Regions from separate parts of the Homo sapiens genome. Here regions 1, 2 and 3 are each linked to region 4. A link is a contact called in ENCODE Hi-C or POLR2A ChIA-PET data. All regions are on one chromosome and are shown on one strand. The core of a region is the stretch at or near the end of the contact, and the rest is flanking DNA. Distances in the headings are between cores, read along the strand shown.

Evidence for each region. Hi-C counts contacts between places; a loop is a spot of excess contacts on that map. ChIA-PET counts read pairs that join two places held with the same protein, here RNA polymerase II (POLR2A). Pooled maps may share reads with other maps.
Region 1: a map of B cell shows a loop between it and region 4 (2.5-fold over the local background). The contact joins the promoter of LINC03016 here to the enhancer-like site in region 4. A Hi-C loop is called at or near these places in 1 of 168 maps with a recorded cell type or tissue (B cell), 32 of 37 single-sample maps with no recorded cell type and 5 of 50 pooled maps. POLR2A ChIA-PET finds 5 or more read pairs at or near these places in 2 of 52 experiments (B cell and activated CD4-positive, alpha-beta T cell).
Region 2: a pooled map shows a loop between it and region 4 (4-fold over the local background). The contact joins two enhancer-like sites. A Hi-C loop is called at or near these places in 1 of 168 maps with a recorded cell type or tissue (Calu3), 1 of 37 single-sample maps with no recorded cell type and 4 of 50 pooled maps.
Region 3: a loop to region 4 is called in a pooled map, with 5 times the contacts of the local background. The contact joins two enhancer-like sites. A Hi-C loop is called at or near these places in 7 of 37 single-sample maps with no recorded cell type and 5 of 50 pooled maps. POLR2A ChIA-PET finds 5 or more read pairs at or near these places in 1 of 52 experiments (OCI-LY7).

Annotation. Positions count from the first base shown.
Region 1 is chr7:7,253,521-7,256,912 of GRCh38, reverse strand. It overlaps LINC03016 (long intergenic non-protein coding RNA 3016), which reads right to left and starts at 1,759. Exons shown (of 4, transcript NR_108073.1): 1 at 1,735-1,759.
Region 2 is chr7:7,423,201-7,426,242 of GRCh38, reverse strand. All of the region lies in intron 25 of COL28A1 (collagen type XXVIII alpha 1 chain), which reads left to right. Among named protein-coding and RNA genes, the nearest start is that of COL28A1, 110 kb to the left of the region's middle. Within about 2 kb of position 1,647, at least 5 of the 41 ENCODE cell types and tissues checked have a DNase peak (open chromatin) inside an H3K27ac peak, as active enhancers do.
Region 3 is chr7:7,200,062-7,203,272 of GRCh38, reverse strand. The region is part of intron 1 of C1GALT1 (core 1 synthase, glycoprotein-N-acetylgalactosamine 3-beta-galactosyltransferase 1); the gene reads right to left. Among named protein-coding and RNA genes, the nearest start is that of C1GALT1, 19 kb to the right of the region's middle. RefSeq lists enhancers at 1,131-1,260, 1,411-1,929. Within about 2 kb of position 1,497, at least 14 of the 41 ENCODE cell types and tissues checked have a DNase peak (open chromatin) inside an H3K27ac peak, as active enhancers do.
Region 4 is chr7:7,320,176-7,323,505 of GRCh38, reverse strand. The region is part of intron 1 of LOC107986764 (a long non-coding RNA gene); the gene reads right to left. Among named protein-coding and RNA genes, the nearest start is that of LINC03016, 67 kb to the right of the region's middle. RefSeq lists enhancers at 1,713-1,762, 1,813-1,912. Within about 2 kb of position 1,587, at least 3 of the 41 ENCODE cell types and tissues checked have a DNase peak (open chromatin) inside an H3K27ac peak, as active enhancers do.

The DNA of each region.
Region 1 (3,392 bases), core at 510-3,009, 67 kb after region 4:
AATCATTAAAACAATGTACTGCACAAGAAATAGGCAGATAAGCAGACCAGAATACAGTTTATACACAAACCGATAATGAAATATCATGGGGTAATGGTGATTTAAAATAAATGTTGAAAGAAAGGATCGTCAAATAAAGTGTATTACAACAAACGGGTAGCCATTTTCCTACCTCACTCCATATAAGAAAATAAATTCTGGAGGGATCAAAAATATAAACACAAAAAATGAAACTATGAAAGTAAGAGGAAAACATAAGCATATTATAAATAAACCTTGGTGTGAGCAAGACACACAATTCAATAGCCCTAAGAAAAGATTAATTGGTTTGTGTGGGGAAAAAACAAGTACGAAATAATCATAACAGTTCTAATACATATAAATAAACCAATATTCAGAGAGTTTATAAAAATTTTTAAAAACCCTAGTAATTCAATATTAAAAACTGGCGAAGATGAAATGCAAATTACCAATGTATAAAAAAAACTCAAACCTTAAGTACAAATCAACAATTATCAGATATTAATGCAGTGATAAAACTAGTAAGTTCAATAATCAAAAACTTTGGTAAAAGGGGCAGGAAAATATACTCGCAAATGTTGAGTAGTAGTATAAGGTAGTACAGTACAGTTTAAGAAGGCAATTTGGCAGTATCTATGAATATTTAAATGCATACATTCTTTATCTCAGCAATTACTTGCTAGGAACTTATCCTATGGCTGTACCCACACAATCATTTCAAGGATGTTCAGTGCAGCAATAATTATAATAAAAGTATCCAACTCAATTATCAATAGAGGAATGGCTTAAAAATTGTGGCACATCCATACAGAGATCTAGTTAACTATTAAAAAGAATTATCTCTAAGTTATTAAACAGTAAGCAGAAAAGGCAAGGAGCAGAATGATGTGTTTAGTTTGGAAATGAGTACAGTTCTGTTATTTTCTGTTTATGGCTGGACAAAGGGACTGCTGGGTGGGGCTGTAGCAGATTATAGCTTTTCATTTTATATTCATTCTCTTTTACCAAGCACATACATTACCTTTGTATAAAAACTTAAAAATATTTTTAACAGGAAAGACATTATCCTCAAACCATGCAGTAATGCCCAACTTGAATATATTTATTCAAGATCTAAGGAAGGAAATTTCAGGGGTACTGGAGTTATTGAAAAATAAACCTAAAAACATGCCAATGAAAGAAAATGGCTGTGGGTCTCAGAAAAAAATGGTACACTGACTGCACCTGGGAAAAAACTGGAACTCTCGAAGAATTGAAGTTAACTGGGCTTTGGCAAATTTGTGAATATATCGACTCTTTCACATGAAGTTGTACCTGAGCCTTATTCTTTAAATCCAGTTCAAATGCCACAATTTCTTTGAAACTTCTCAGATCCCTAAACACTTAATATACAGTCCTCTTATAGTTCTTTGTAAATACCTCTATCATAGTCCTGAGGAGGCTATTTGTTCACTGGCATGTCAGCCCCCAACCCAAATGTGAGATCCTTCAGGCAAGCCTTAACCACAGGTTTCGCCCTCCTTTCTCTTCTATAGCTGACAAACCATGAGCCTGGTGAAAGTTTGTTGAATGGGTGATTTAATGACTGGAGGAAAAAAAAGAGCTGTTGCTTTTTTTGGATTTTAGGATAGAAAACTTGTAACTTGACATGTAAATTAATTATTAACTAACTCGACACAGTTTTCTCCTTACCAGTGTTAGGCACGACCCTACCTTTGTTTTGTCATCAGAGATCACTTGTTGCTTCAGTAACCAAGAGCACTGAGCTACACCAAGTGACAGTGCTTTGGAATGTCTAATGGTCACTGTAGAGAAAAGGAACCTGAGCTCTCCTCCCTAATAGCAAATACACACAATCTTCTGCCCACACTTGAGGTTTTGTTCTTTTTCTGGACTGTATTCTCCAACGTAAATGCGAGGTTTTTTGCCTGATGGTGTATGATACGTGGAGTTCAAATCAAGATTTTCTCAAGCAGAAAACCTGTTTAGGAGTCCCTCCATATCTATGAGAAAAGCATTTTGTTTAGAGGTCTCCATAAAAATGAAACAGAAGAAAGTAGGGGGCATATGGAGAACTTTTCTTCATAGTGAAAGGATGCTCACCATTTACTTCCTTTTAATTGATATATAATGTACATATTTATGGGGGAGAGAGTAATATTTTGATACATACAATGTATAGTAATCGTATAGTAACCTTTTTAAACTTTTTTGTTGTGGAGATGGAGTCTTGTTGCCCAGGGTGGACTTGAACTCCTGAGCTTCAGCCTTCTGGGTAGCTAGGACAACAGGCATGCAGCACTACACATGGCTTTGTTATTTAAAAAAAAAAATCCTATTATGTCCCAGGCACAATTGGAAACAAGACAGATTTGATCTCTGATAACAGTGCCTGGCAACTATTAGGATCGTTCCTAGAATCTATTTGCAAATGGTGGGAAAAGGCAGGGACCAAATATGTGAGTTCTATCTAGCAGTACAATGGGTCAAAGAAAAACAGAAAGAATGAATAAGATCTAGTATTTGATAGCACAATAGGGTGACTATAGTCAATAATTTAATTGTGTATTTAAAAATAACTAAAAGAGTATAATTGGATTGTTTGTAACACAAAGGATAAATATTTGAGGGGATGGATACTCCATTTTCTATGATGTGATTATTACTTGTTGCATGGCTGTATCAAAGTGTCTCATGAACCCTATAAATACGTACACCTACTATGTACCCACAAAAAATTTTGTTAAAGTACATAGCTCAGGTTGTTCAGGGAAGATAAGAAATTGCATTTAGTACAAAGACCACTAACCTGGGAGTCAGGAAAATTGAGTTCTGTTGCCACTTCTGGCATTATTTGTGTCATTTTTCTAAACTTTAACATCTCTAGATCTGTTTCTGAATCTTTCAAACGAGGCGTTAGAACATCTTTAAGCTCTAGAAATCAGTAGTCCTATATTTTTATGTGGGAAAGGGCTCAGTGTCTTCTATTTCCATGAATAAGAGAATAAGACTTAAGCCAGAACAGATCTAAGAAAGATATGAAAATAATCTGACACAAGGATTTGAGAATAAATAGTAACTTCCGAGTACTCTTCACCCTTGGAGTAGAAGGAGAGAAGGATGCTAAGACGGGTCCACATGAGGCTGCTGGTCCTTTGTATGGGTCAACTATTTACCACTCTTGAAGATGGATACCTCCTTCATCTACCCTCATTATGAACTAGTTCAGCAGTCTTTATACCCTTGATTGAAGAAAGTAATTTCTTATGGCAAGATAAAAGAATCCAAATCAGCTTTGAGATCTTTCCAGCTCATGTGTGTACCTGCTTACCTCTACTGCTGCTTAAGAATGTCTGTGGACATTCTTCACC
Region 2 (3,042 bases), core at 398-2,897, 100 kb before region 4:
GCTATCATCACTTTGACTTCTACCTTATTTTAAAACCCAGTCATTCCTCAGTTTCATCATTTAGCAGAATCTTTAGAGTACCATTCCTTGGAACATCCTTAAGAGGCTGATTCTTTCACAGTGAATTTAATTTGCTTTTATTGTCCCCAAAGTAGAAAAAGCATGAAATCACTTTTGGAACAAGTATATCTTGCTTCCACCTTCTTCTCAAAGAGTGGCAGCAACTTAGCTGGCACAAAGGGAGAGAGTATGATTAAAGCCTCATTAGTGTGTGGGGGAGTAAGGGGGAGGAAAATAATCTAATGGGCTGATTATTTCCTCAAATATTATATTGATATTTTTAGAAAACTCATAAGGTATAATGGGTTGTTTCCTTGTCACTGCTCCACCTTGAAACCTTGCCACTTATTAGCTGTGTGACCTCAGCAAGTCGTTTAGTCTCCCTGAGGCTTAGCATTCTTATCTGTGATTTGGGATAATAATGCCTACTTCACAGGTTTATTATGATAAATTAATAGACTAATGTATGTAAAACATCTTTATGAATCCTAACAAATTCAAATATAATTAGTGGTAGTAGCCATTTTATGCATCACGCTGCCAAATCACACACATTGTAGGATGGATAAGAAGAGAGATTAAGAACTGGTATAGGTAGGAGATCTGGAATGAAGTCAATTAACACATTGGAGTAAACCGCAAAACCAAGGATTAGCAACGGAGGGAAAATGGGACGGGAAGACTTAGAGGGCTGGATTCTTGTGCAGGTCGTGTGGGACCTGTGTAATACAGGATGAATCTTATAATCCAGGATGTTCTTCTCCTTGAGAGGGTGTGACTGGCGATGTAGGGAAAGGACTTTTACAGTTTCACAGCCAAACAGCCGAGGTCTTTGCATTAAATGACAGCTGGAAGAAAGTCTATGGAAAAGTTAGCGTCTTGCATCTAGTCCCAGTCCACATCAAAATGGGAGATGGGTTCTGGAGTCATACCTGGGTTTGAATTGCTTCAGACTGCCTGGTTTTTGGCAAGTCATGTATCCTGCTGTAGCTCAGTTTCCTTATCTGTAAAATGGAATAAGTTGATGTTGATAAGATCAGGTAAGATAATGAATGAAAACTTCCTGCTGCATAATAAACTTAATAAGTATTATTTTTATTTATTATTTATTATAATAGTTTTAATATTAACCAAAGTGAAGATTTACTAATGAGAAAATGAATGAATGTGTTTGCTCTCCTCTTTCTTCTTTCATTTAAAAAGGGAAAGCTTCAATGTGTGAGTTTTAGAACCATCATAAGATGATGTGTATTTTTAAAGGAGTTAAAATTATCCACTCTGCAAGGTTATGGTCTAGGTGGTCTTCACTGAATCATTTGTTAAGTTCATATGCACAAATACTGCAGACAGTCCTGAATTTGGCCGTTTCCTGTGAAAATGAAAGTAGTATCTCCCATCTAGAATCCCTTTGGCGGGCCAAGAGGAAGTGGTATGCCATCTAAACAGTCCGTTATTCTTCTTTTGAGAGAGTGGGTGCAGGGGTTAGGGGTAAGGCTAAGACTGTCATCTTAGGAAAGTGATAGATGTTGTTACCAATGGCGACTCTAGAATTTGCTCGCACGTCTGTTCATTATCTCCTAATACAAGGGCTCCCTCTGCAGGCTCCAACAACCCTCAGCTGTTGCGTGGGAAGCTATGTCCAGCTATGCGACAACCTGTTGTAATTCCTTTATTTGTGAATATTGCTGTATCCACTGACAATAAACTGTGTATCTGAAAATATCACAGGTCAACGCACTTCTTAGGTACCTACGGTGCTGCCTTATGACAAAACCAGTGCCGTCAAATGGCCAAGCAAGACCTGTCCGCAATTCTCTTGCTCACATTTACCAGGTGTGGTGGCCTAACATGGACACACGGCCCATGGAACCACAAAAGATCATTTTCAAAGACCCCACCATAGTGGAGAGACACTACTTCTGTGGATTCTCAGATCATTAAATGCCTAATGTTCCCATCTATCAAAGTATGGTACATATACACTGAGGAACAACTCTCATGCCGTGTTACAGACCAATTCTAATATCTGCAGAACGTTAAGACTTGATTTAAAGTCTATTAGATTCACAAAAGCATTGCTATAAGTCATTATTTTCCCGTAGTTTGAAAGATACAAAAGATTATTTAGATATGTGAAACATAGCTATATGTCAACAATTATATGGATAAGGATGGACAGTTTGTTTTAGGTGAACACTGAAGGACCACAGATGACATGGAACACATCTTAAATTCATTGGCTGAGGCTGCGGGACAGAGAGAACAGTAAGGTATCTACAGGGTCAGCTGTCCTACTGCAGTTGGCCTTCAGATACTCCCAAAGGTTGAGGGTTAGGGGGACGTGAATAAGGGAGACTGTGAAGGAGAGAATGAATAGCAACACTGAGCATTGACAAGGCTGGCCTGAGGTAAACTATGGACCTATTTTAACTGCTTTTCCCGCTTGCTTTCCCATGTGTGGGTATTAGTGTAATTAATACTAGTTGAGGGGAGGTTTTAGCTAACATTCTCACACAAAAAAAATCATGAATTAAATACTACAGTGTCAAATTTTTTCTTAAAACATACTACTTTGTTAAAAAAAAATCTTGCCTTCTCTCCGTATCCCTATGTTAAAAAAAAAATTATGTAACATTTGGTACATCCCAAGAATACACACGACAGATGTAAATTCTAATGATGTTGAATCTACCTGTGTGCTCCTCCCCTTTGCCCAGTTTTAATATCTTTAAAATCATGAATTATTATTAAGGGGGTCTATTACAGCAACACTATCTCAGGTTCACTGGAGAGACTTTTGCTGGATATTGTTTATGGATTTTTAAAAATTGTATTAAAACAATTATGAAAATTAAGCATGCACAAAAGTGGAAAGACTAGTGAAATGAACTCTCATTTACATATCACACTTCCTTAACAATTATCAACACATAGTTGATCTTGTTTTAGCTATATTCTTCACTCCTCCCCTCACCACATTAT
Region 3 (3,211 bases), core at 248-2,747, 120 kb after region 4:
CAAGAATTCCTGATTTCATCACTTCTATTCAACATAGTACTGGAAGTTCTACCCAGAGCAATTAGGAAAGAAAAAGAAACAAAAGACAACCAAACTGGAAAGAAAAAGTAAAATTATCTTCTTACAAATGATATGATCTTATATGCAGGGAACCCTAAAGATTCCAAAAAAAAAAAAAAACCTGTTAGAACTAATAAATTAATTTAGCAAAGAAGCAAATACAAAGTCAACACAAAAATGAGTTACATTTTTACGCACTAACTAGAACACTTCTTGAAGTAATAATTCCATTTACAACAGCAAAAAAAAGAAACCTTAGGAATTAACCAAGACAGTGAAAGATCTGTACGACAAAAACTACAAAACACTGCTTTAAGAAATTAAAGAATACATAAATAATTAGAAAGACATTACATGTTCATCAATTAGAAAACTTAATATTGTTAAGATGTCAATACTATCCAAAGTGACCTACAGATTCAATGCAGTTCCTACTGAAATCCCAACAATGCTTTCTGCAGAAAGAGAAAAATCCATTCTAAAATTCATATGGAATATTAAGGGACCCTGAATAGCCAAAACAGTTTTGAAAAAGAGGTACAAAGCTAGAAAACTCATACTTACTGATTTCAAGACTTACTACAAAGCTACGTTAATAAAAATAGTGCAGTACTGGCATGAAAACAGACATACAGAACAATGAAATAAAGAATTCAGAGGAAAAAAAGCATCTCACTTTATGGTCAAAGGATTTTTGGGAAGGGAGCCAAGACCATTCAATGGGAAAAGGACAGGTTTTTAACAAATGTTGCTGGGAAAACTGGATATCCACATGCAAAAGAATGAAGTTGGACTTTTACATAACACAATATATGAAAACTAACTCAAAATGGGAAAATAATGGCAGACAGGGCGCATAACTAACTTGGAGCTCCCACTCAGACACACCGAGTAGTGTGTGGAGACTCACACCGTGAACTTTTACTCGAAGAACTACTACCACGGGAACGTACCAGGAAAGCCGAGAGAATCCATAGACCTTTCAAAGGAAGCAGTTTACAGCTGCTGGTCCCCTGAGACAGCCAAAAAACTCTGAGTGCCCAATGTGTGAAAGGGAATGTCTGCCTCTGAACACACATCCTCACTGGGGATCCCAAAGGGCCAATTCACGAGAGAAGGATGTGACCTCACCTGGAGCTGAGATTAATTTAGAGAGCTGTGAGAAATATAGGGATAAAGGAAGAAGCAGAAGAGCCCTGTGGGCACTCTCTGTCACCAGGGAAGCCATTCCTGACTTTGTCTCACAGAGGCCCTTGGGGAGAGCTGCCAGTGGAATTGGGGAAAGACCCCAAGGAGAAGGAAACTTCCAGCTGAACTGTGTAACAGTTTCAAACAAACATGAAGTTTCCTGGACAGAATCGGGGGAGGAGGCAAACAGGCAGTGCAGAAAGCAGCAAAGAAACCACGGCAGGTAGGGAAGCGTGAAACCTGAAAGCCCTGCTTACTTCCTCGGGGGAGGGGGAGGGCATATAGCCTGGGGCAGCTTCTCAATACTGCTCAGCAGCTGCCTGGAAATTAACTCAGTGCTGCTGGAAGAGGCACCTTGGGAGTGGCACTGGCCTTTCGGGCTTTGTGGGAGCTGGGTGAGGCCTGTTACTGCCGGCTTTCCCCCGCTTCCCTGGTCACCAGTATGATCAAAAGGCAGCAGTAACTTCTGCAGACTTAAACATCCAGGTCTGACAGCTTTCATGAGAGCAGTGGTTTTCCCAGCACAGAGTTTGAGATCTGAGAACAGACAGACTGCCTCCTCAAGTGGGGCCCTGACCTCCCAGTAGCCTAACTGGGAGACACCTCCCAGTAGGGGCCGACTGGCACCTCATACAGCTGGGTGCCCCTCTGAGACGAAGCTTCCAGAGGAAAGATCGGGTAGCAACATCTCTGTTCTGCAACATTCGCTGTTCTGCAGCCTCCGCTGGTGATAACCAGGCTAACACGGTCTGGAGTGGACCTCCAGCAAACTCCAACAGACCTGCGGCTGAGGGTCCTGACTGTTAGAAGGAAAACCAACAAACAGAAAGGACATCCACACCAAAATCCCATTTTGTACGTCACCATCATCAAAGACCAAAGGTAGATAAAACCACAAAGATGGGGAGAAACCAGAGCAGAAAAGCTGAAAAATCTAAAAATCAGAGCGCCTCTTCTCCTCCAAAGGAACGCAGCTCCTCGCCAGCAACAGAACAAAGCTGGACGGAGAATGACTTTGACGAGTTGAGAGAAGAAGGCTTCAGACAATCGGTAATAACAAATTCTCCGAGCTAAAGGAGGATGCTCGAACCCATCGCAAAGAAGCTAAAAACCTTGAAAAAAGATTAGATGAATGGCTGCCTAGAATAAACAGCGTAGGGAAGTCCTTAAATGACTTGATGGAGCTGAAAACCATGGCACAAGAACTACGTGATGCATGCACAAGCTTCAGTAGCCGAATTGATCAGGTGGAAGAAAGAGTATCAGTGATTGAAGATCAAATGAATGAAATGAAGAGAGAAGAGAAGTTTAGAGAAAGAAGAGTAAAAAGAAACGAACAAAGCCTCCAAGAAATATGGGACCATGTGAAAAGACCAAATCTACGTCTTATTGGTGTACCTGAAAGTGACAGGGAGAATGGAACCAAGCTGGAAAACACTCTTCAGGATATAATCCAGGAGAACCCCCCCAATCTAGCGAGGCAGGCCAACATTCAAATTCTGGTAATACAGAGAATGCCACAAAGATACTCTTCGAGAAGAGCAACCCCAAGACACATAATTGTCAGACTGAAAGGTCAGGTTACTCACAAAGGGAAGCCAATCAGACTAACAGCAGATCTCTCTGCAGAAACTCTACAAGCCAGAAGAGAGTGAAAGCCAATATACAACATTCTTAAAGAAAAGAATTTCTAACCCAGAATTTCATATCCAGCCAAACTAAGCTTCATAAGTGAAGGAGAAATAAAATCCTTTACACACAAGCAAATGCTGAGAGATTTTGTCACCACCAGGCCTGCCTTACAAGAGCTCCTGAAGGCAGCACTAAACATGGAAAGGAACAACCCGTACCAGCCACTGCAAAAACATGACAAATTGTAAAGACCATCGCTGCTAGGAAGAAACTGCATCAACTAACGAGCAAAATAACCAGCTAACATCATAATGACAGGATCAAATACACA
Region 4 (3,330 bases), core at 338-2,837:
CTCTTTGCATGACTGGTTCACTCTTCACCTCTCAGATCTCAGCTCAAACGTGACGAGCTCCTGCAGTGACTCTTTACCACAATGTTTATTTATTTACTTTTTACTATCTCTTCTGAGAGCAAGTGCCTTATATGTCTTGCTCACTATATCCCAGAATTTAGTATGGTGTTTTGTGTATAACAGGTGCTCCAATGAATTTGTATCAGTTGAATGGGTGAATAAAAAATTCTCAGTTAACAGGGGGAGATAGGATGGGGGCAGGGATAGGATGGGAGAAGGGTAGGATCTTCAGGCCTATGTTTGATGGTGGTGATCTGAAACATTACTGCCTCATTCTTCTCCCAGTAGGGCCATCCTTTCCCTCTCTCCTATTGTCTCTAGTCCCTTTACCTATTTTTCTGAGCCCAAGGTAACATCAGCAGCTGGTACAAAGTTCAGGCATAGAAATGAAGCAGGTTCCAAGGTTCTATAGGAGAAGAAAAGTACCTTTTTCTCTGCTCACCCTAGGTTAATGGCTGAGACTCCTATACGAAGAAAAAAGCAACACATTTATTTAATATGAGTTTTACTAAAGCTGAGTATAAGTTTTATTAAATCTGAGTGTATTTTATGGTAGGTTTGAGGAAGAGTGAATAATGGGGAGGAAATGTGATAGGATGAAGGAATGGCATGATCGAATGGTAATAAACTGGCACAAGGTGTCATATTTTGGGGGGGGGGGTAGCATGTCCCAAACCCCGTCAGTTCTCTGATATAAAGGAATTGGCAAGTCCTCTGTGACCTTAAAATATCTATTCCATCTACTTGCCACTTATCTGAAGTCCTTCCATTAGGTTGACCAGTTATGCCTTTGAGCTAAGACACTGCCTCCTGGGGCCTCTTTTTCGAAGTGGAAAGAGCTCTGGGCAGGGTTTGACAAGAAAAGCTGTCACAAGCTCCCAACCATGAACCCACAGAGCATGCCTGCAAGCTGCTTTGTCCCGGGGACTCCATGATATTGCTTGGGACTGAACCATAACCACGTGGCTCTCCTTTACCAGATATAGAAAGACCCAAGAGCCCACCATTCCTCCCCTAATGATAAGAAAAAACCCAATAAGTTACAACATCGTTGTATAAAAAAACCAAAATGTTTGAACTGTAGGGTAAAAATAATAACCCTCAACAGGTTCTTATTGAAACTGACCCCTGTTACAAAAGACAAATTCAGAAGAGAAAAACAAACAGAAGTTTATTAACATGTATATTTCATATATACATGTCTTTGTAAATCTACATCCTGCTTTTAGGAAAAAAGAGGAAAGGCAGAGAGTGTGCCTGCGTCCATTTCCTGTTAATGGCCTTCAGCTCAACATTCCTTCATATTTTTGGGAGGCATATGCTGATATCCCACAGAAGTAAATGGTAAACAGAACCCAGCTGGGGCTATGACAGAGCCCAGAGCCAACTCAGCTACATTGATCAAACTGACTGGGCTCCTACACAAGTGGCCCCAGCTGAAGCTGTCAACCAACTTTAAGCGTTTCGCCCCAGTGAACTTGTTGTGGAAGTCTTCTCTTTCACAGTGTGAGAATGACAGGGCTGGATCAGACAATAGCCCCGAGCATGACTAACCTGCCCTGGGTGTGTTTTCGGTCATGCAAATATGAACATTGACATTGACATAAGCAGTTCTGCCCGGGCCAGGACTGTTCTTCCTCTGTGTCTCAAATTCCTTTGGAGGGTTTCCAGCAGGAAAATCACTGGACCCTGAATTGACACTACTCTTAACCAGCACATTCTGTGCTGGCATTTTAGATCTAACTATCAGTGTTTGTAGATGACACTTTGAAAGTCATTCTCTTTGAGAGGCAACACTTTCCCCCGTCTTTCCTCCTCTTAGACTTTTCATTTCTCCTTTGCCTTCCTTTAACCCTCTACAACACACACACATACCCTCTGCCTGGGTTCCAAAGCTAGCCTCACTGACCCGAGGCATGGGTCTTGAGCCAGGCAGTCAGTTCTCATCCACGTTGACCTGCACGATTCTGCCAGCCCACTCTCTAGGGGGCTGGGGGGTTCCACCAGTGTCTCCAGCAGTTATGGCTGAAGTCTTATGCGAACCCACACTTGTACAAGTTACCCACAATGTTGAAATACTTTTAGACTTTGTAATTCAAATTTAGGCCTTTAAATGTGTCAAGCCTACTTTTCACTTATGATCAAAAATTTTGCTTTTGTGTTTTCTTGCTTTACCAGGCAGTCACTAAAAGGAATGAAGCCTTCCATTTTTGGAGATCAAGTTTTGTAGGAGCTTATTTTTATTGTAGTTCATGGATTTTTTTTTTTTTTTTTTTTTTTCTTTTTACAGTCTTGATTTCATCCAGGCTCAAGCAGCATGACCGGAGCAATTCATTGATAACCAACAAGAGAATTAATTGTAAGGAAAAAATGTAAAGTCATAAAAGAAGGTCAAGGGTTGGTCCTTCTAACACAGCCATTTTACAGGCAAAGAAAGCCAAGTTTAAAGATTGTTCAAGCAACATGACCAAGGCATACCGCTGTATAGGACTAGCAGAGATGGCCCAGGAATCATGGCCTGCCATCTCCAACCCCACGTTATTTCTGTTTTGTGGGATGACAGGAGTGCTTTGGCCAGGAGAGCCATGGGTAAAGACCACACAACTAGCATTGTCACTTGGGATTATGTTCAGTTGTCACATAACAGAAAACAAATGCATCACAGTATCTTAAACAAATTGGGGATATGTATTTTTTTCCATGAAAAAAGAATCAAAAGGTAAATAGTTCAGGACTGTCCTGGAGGCTCCACACCATGATGGAATAATTCAGGTTCCTTCCAGCTTCCCTGCTCACCTTCATTAGGAAGTATCCATAGTCTTCCTGTTGTCAGGATGTATTTCCAGTTGTCACATCCATGTTCCAGGCGGAACAAAAAGGATGAGCTAAGGGAAGCAAGCTCTCATTGCCACTGAGTTACTCCCTTTTAAAGAACTTTCCAAATTCCGCGCTCTATGCCTTCTGTTTACTTCTCACTGGCTAGGCCTGTGCCATATGGTTATTTCTAGCTTCAGAGGAGGTGGATATGTGAGCACTCTGGATAAAAGTAGGGTCTATGAGTAGGGAAGAGGGAAAAAATATTCTATAGGCAATAGTAGTCTCCCCAAACTGGGGAAGACTGGCCCTAAGAGCCACTAGGAATAAATCTATTCTATCGAATGAGAGGAAACAGGGAGGAGAGGAGCCAAATGCAGTGGAAAATCCTTAGGTTTAATTCTACTTAATTGCTTGGCAGCCTTTGAAACAGTTGATCCCTCCCTCTTTCTTTTT